Linked DNA regions of Homo sapiens: region 2 is linked to region 1. The links are chromatin loops, found by intact Hi-C in ENCODE. Cell type or tissue: PC-9. All regions are shown on one strand. Links, peaks and the distances in the headings refer to the core of each region. The heading gives the core; the rest is flanking DNA.

Evidence for each region. Peaks named below come from ENCODE experiments on the same cell type or tissue, not always from the same donor. Only the 100,000 strongest peaks of a DNase experiment are listed, where the experiment ranks them.
Region 2: a loop joins it to region 1, with 2.2 times the contacts of the local background. A loop is called at or near these places in 3 of 110 quality-filtered maps.

The regions. Positions count from the first base shown.
Region 1 is chr3:187,916,434-187,919,249 of GRCh38, forward strand. No RefSeq gene overlaps it. Among named protein-coding and RNA genes, the nearest start is that of LINC01991, 59 kb to the right of the region's middle. In PC-9, for the core only: CTCF peaks have their summits at 1,308 and 1,507; a DNase peak (open chromatin) is centred at 1,178; H3K27ac peaks cover 863 bases.
Region 2 is chr3:188,278,447-188,281,262 of GRCh38, forward strand. All of the region lies in intron 2 of LPP (LIM domain containing preferred translocation partner in lipoma), which reads left to right. Among named protein-coding and RNA genes, the nearest start is that of FLJ42393, 100 kb to the left of the region's middle. In PC-9, for the core only: CTCF peaks have their summits at 1,438 (motif pointing left) and 1,640; no DNase peak of the experiment used is centred there.

The DNA of each region.
Region 1 (2,816 bases), core at 271-2,770:
ACATGAGGCTATAGTGACATTCCCTCTCTGGGCCTTAATTATCTTTTACAGAAAATGATGAAATTAGGCATATTTTCTTCGTGGTTCCTGTCAGAACTAATGCTCTATGAATTGAATTTGTTCAGACACCAAATTGGCTAGTTAAGAATTCGATTCTTTTCTTCTTTCCCCTGATGTTCTTGAGGAAAAAAATAATAACAAAATAATGACTTACTCTATACCAGGCACTATGATAATATGTTTATGCTTATTATTTCACTTGCCAACAAACTGGTATGAAGGAAGAAATGATTCAACTCAACTGCAGCAGCAGTTCCAGCGATCTGGTTGGGAGTTAATACTGATGCAGCCCAATTGTCCCCACCTCCTGCATTTCTACCTCAAATCCTTGAAAATGACAAGTCGCGATCTTAACAATGGTATTAGGTGCTAATAGATCCTGAAGTACCTTATGGATCATAAAAAAAAAAGCTTAAATCATACCCACTATCATTTTAGTGATTAGCAAAGTGTGTTGTAATTTACTTATTTTGAAACCAAGAATCAGTAAATGATATGGAGGGTAACCCAATGAACCAGAATTTTCCATTGCTCAGAATGCCCCATTTCCTAGCCATTTTGGATAAACAGGAATTTACTATGGCATTAGAATAATAATAGCCTACAAGGACTAGATTCTGGTAGCTGTAGCCTTGCCAACAGTCCAGCAATGTGTCCACTGCAGAGATCACTGTCCACTCCAGCCGGGTATCACCAGGGCCCAATCAGACTCCTTTTCAGAAATCATGGGCGGTGTTTCCATGGAGCTCTGCCCGAAAAGAGGTGATCTAAATCTTGCATGAGAGATGTACATCAACAGGGAGCTTTGCCTAGAACACTGTGACCTAAAAAATCATATTAAGGAACTCAGAATGCAGAGTCAGTTTCACAGACACCAAGTGACCTTGTGCAAGGCACCTCACGTATTGCCTCGCCTTCTTGACACCCCCTAATGAATGGTGACAGCGACACGCCCCAGCCGGCTGGGGCAGGCATTCTGATTTTCACTGCTCTGTTTCTTTTTCTTTCTCTCTCTCTCTCTGTTTTTTTGTTTTCGTTTTTTTTTTTTTTTTTTTTTTTTTTTTTTTTTTTTTTTAAGGCAGCCTGCTCCTTATATTAATCATCTTGCTGTTTGTTTAGTTCTGGGAAGGCAAGCACTGATTCACAAAGGAAAATCTCGCCTAGTGGTCAGATTGAATAGTATCTTTGCTACATTTCGGTTTGAAGATACCACCCAATTTATTTTTGATATTTCTTATATAAGGTTGCACATGATACATTTCTTGTGGAGTTTAGGGCTAGAAAGGGCTGGGTCCCCCTTGATCCATAGCTATTCTTCCTTTACTAGAGGAAGAGGGCTGTGAAATGCAATGCATGTTCCTTTCTTGTCTAAGCTGCTGGGAAGCTCAAAATCACATCATATGCTTGATTAAAATTATTCTTATTCTGTGTTTTTTTCTTCGAGCTGTCCTTTCATGACAAGGTCTTAATCTTTCATCTGTGTTTTAATGATCCTGTAATTTCTGTGACTAACAGTATATGTTACTTCAAATCCTTTTTTAAAGTAAGTGGCATGCAAATAAATCAATAATGCGGACAACTATGTTTTATAAAAACTTTGCAGATAAGAAAATCGGAAAGATTAAACCTTATTCTATGATGAAGTCTGAAATTTCATTTCTAACACAAATTAATCATTAATATTTAAAAGCTTATACATAGTAATAGCTATGAACCTTTGCATATCCCTTACCATTTATAAGGCAAACGCTTTCACATATGTGATCTCATTTTGTAATTAGCATTCACACTTTACAGATGAGGAAAGTGAGGCTTAGTGAGATTAAGTTAGTAAACTCAGATCTTCTGACCCTAGGCCAAGTCTCGAGTTGTTCTCCCCACCCCGCCCCCAACATCACTTTGCCTCTCATTGTCTTCTCATTTAAATCAGCATTCTTCTCACTACCTCTAGACAAACGCTTTGTTTTTTTAATGTGTCCATCAGAATTAAGCAAAAAAGCCATTTCAAGTGTTTATTTCTCTTACTGGGAGGGTATGCAAAAAGTTTGGAAACCACTGATTTAAGGTCTAAAGGGTCAAGCTTGAAGCTTGGAGTGGTCACTTCTAGAAGATCTGAACTCCCTGTCATCCTGGGGTTCCCTGTGTCAGTTTAATGGGGCAGGGGGAGACATCCAGTCTCTAACATACTTTTCTTTTCTAAATAAATGTAATGCCTAAGTGACACACAGATACCTGTAATACCTGTTGACACCAAATCAACAGATTGCTGGGAGAGTCAAGGAGAAGAAAGTTTCGTTACTCCCTAGGGCTTGTTGGTGAGAAAACACATGTGAGTCTTTAAATTGAAAGTGTCAGAGACGTGTTGTTCCACCAAGGGAGGAGTGGGGGGCAGTTGGCCAGCTTACTTTAACACGACTCTGAAGATAAGTGCTTGGTAAGCACTGTATTTGTATTTTTGCTTTTTGCCACTTCAGGCAACCTACCTACTGCCAATTACAAGTTGAAAAGCTTTGGAGATAGTTTGTATAGAAGGTCCTCTGCCTACAGAAACTTCTGGGAGGCTGAGTACCCTAAAAGAGATGTGCATCCGATGAGGTTGTGTCTGATTCTCCTCCAGGTTTGGACAGACCCAATTCTAGTTTCCCATTAGGGCCCAGATCCTGCCCACAGTCTGGGGGCTAGAGAGGCTAATCTCAAAGGGCTAGAAATGAGTCAGTTTCCACGCTCAACATCAGGCGTGTGGCTTCCTGAAGCAC
Region 2 (2,816 bases), core at 207-2,706, 360 kb after region 1:
CCTGCTGTGTGTGCTATATACTCTTCTGACCTCTCTGATTCTGAATCGACTCTCAAGGCTGAATTGGCTGACATGCATCTTCTAGTGGATTCATTGTTTTTCATGGTTTACTTGGTTTATGACAAGCTAGGGACAGCTTGACATTTGCTTTCCCGTCAGTGGTCTGGGGACGTGCACAGAGCTGCTTGTTTCAGATCTCCTCTCGGTGTTTCTCTACACTTAGTGAAGACTATATAACCATGGCTCTATTATAATACAATACGTTATAATAAGATCTAGGGGCATTCTCGAGAACTTGGGAGCAATCTAAGAAAGGAGAGTGAGGTTGGAGAGAGGCGTGTCCTTTGCATCTTCTGGTAGATGATGGTGGAGGCTGTGTAATAACACGCCAAAGCCTAGCCCACTTGAAAGCATCACGCTCTCCAGGGAACTGCCTCAGCCTGGGGCACTTATATTATCCATGCTTAGCATTTTTGTATTACTTTACATTTGTGAACTGCTTTCCCATGATTTATTAGCTGTTCTTGTTTTTAATAGCCCCTGGAGGTACATTGATATTCAGGCTTCTGAGAATGTAAATGCACAGGGAACGTTCATCTCATCAGATATTTTTGGATCTGGGTTCAGGACTCTGACCTCCTGGGATGAGGCCATTTGGGGTCACTGCCTCCCATGGATTAGTAGGAGATCAAGTGGACTTAACTTCAGCTCCTAAAGTCTCCAAGGCACAGCCATGGAATGACTGCAGCTATTTAAGGAAATGGCGTAGAAGCCATTATCCAAAGAGCTGGATTCCAGTCCTGACTCTGCTGCTGACCAGCTTCACTGGCCTTGAGTAGTTGCTTTGCCTACCTATGCCTCAGACTCACCCTCTATAAAACAAAGGTAACCTCTCAAGTCCCTTTAGACCCCCCATTGTATTAAATATAATTCTGTGACTTTGGACTCCTTCTCTGGAACCCCTTGGGTAGCCAATGAATTATATGACAGGGAACATGGGTATAGATATAACCCATTAGGGGACTTGAATTGAGAAGGTGCTCACCTTCCTTTCTCTAGGATTCAAGGACCAACTGACAATGATATGCTTTCAGATTCATTTTAAGAAGCACACAATCCTCATTCACTATAAAAGTAAGATAGCGAGTGGAGCTGTTAGAGGAAAGTCAGACTGGAGCCAAGACCATCATTTCTGTATCTTCTGGGTGTTGTAGAAAGTAATTAGCAGGCTTGATTATCTCACTGGTTCAACACACATTTTAGGGATGTGATGTAATGTGAGGAAACATTTAGTTGTCAGATTTTAGGGCTGTATCAAATTTATTCTTGCAGGAAAAGTCTAGTTGTCCTGGCAACCTAAAATTGATTTCTTTTTGCTCTTGTCAGCTGAAACTGGTCCCCTTTGAATCATTCCTCTAATTTAATATAGAGAGCTGTGTGTCTCCACCTGGTGACCGAATCATTTTTAATGACAGGTAACTCCAGCAAATGGCTCCTCTTTCCTACCTGAGCCAGAAGCTATAGTTTATTACTACCTTCACCCTGTGTTGTTCTCTTTGTGTTTATTTATTTGTCTGTGGAGTGAGGTGTGTAAGTAAAGTGGCATTCAATTAATTAAGAGTTTAATCAGGCCTGTAGAGCAGTGATGTAATTGGCAGCCAATCACTGCCTTTCGTTTTCAGTGACCTCCTAGACATGAGTGGGATTCGAATGGGCTCTGGAAGAGGGAGTCCTTTTGTGTGGATGTCTAGCATTTTTGTAACCCGAAGAGGGTGATGTAATGGCCCAGATGAAAGGAGAAAGCGGAGCTGCATGGCTGCTTTCTGCCTCTGTCAGTCATCTCTATCAAGGGGGTGGGTCATCTATGAAGGGTGGAATCGACATCATTAGGAAGAAATTGATGCCTATGACAATTGAAGAGGTTGTGAGAGAGCAATTTGCTTTCCTTAAATGGTTGCAAATTTCATGGACCACGAATGCCGCATCTCAGGATACAGAAGAGAACTTCTGATGGGGAACGGCTACCAGTAATTTTGAGGAAACCCAGAAATCAGCAGAAATGCCAGAAAGTGAGGAGACGAGGAAATAGGTATTATCAAAAAAGTCCAGTGCCCATCCCCCACCCCGCCCCCAAACGAAACAGGTATCCAGAGTCTAGAATCTGCTGATTTCATTGTGATTCCAGTTGTCGACGGTCCTATGTAGACAGGTGATTTGTGAGTCTTTGAAAGGAAGTAGTGTTCACCAAGAGCCAGAACAGGGTCTTAACCAGTTCCCGTTTTGTCTGGGTTAACCAACTGGTGGATTAACACGATGACACAGACATAGTGGGGAGAATGTGGGCTTTGGAGTTGGATTGTCTGGATTTAAATCCAGAGTCCAGGTCATTGTATACAAATGACCTTAGGCCAGTTGTTTAATTTTTGTGACTCAGCTTCTTCTTCATGTCAGTTCTATCCTGGGGCTAATGATAGGACGACAAAGGAATTTTTTTTTTTTTTTTTTTAAGAGGGAATCTTGCTGTGTTGCCCAGGCTGGAGTGCAATGGTGCAATATCTGCTCACTGCAACCTCTGCCTCCTGGGCTCAAGCGATTCTCCTGCCTCAGCCTCCCAAGTAGCTGAGATTACAGGCGACAAAGGAATTTTTGAAGACAAAATGAAATAATGCATGTGAAGAGCTTAAAACAATTTGCACATATGAATTATTTAATAAATGTGGTTCTTACTACTGTTTGTAGGAAGACATTTGAATTTAGTAAAGCACATAAAAGCCTTTTACATATGTATGGATAAGTCCGTAAACAAATACACACTT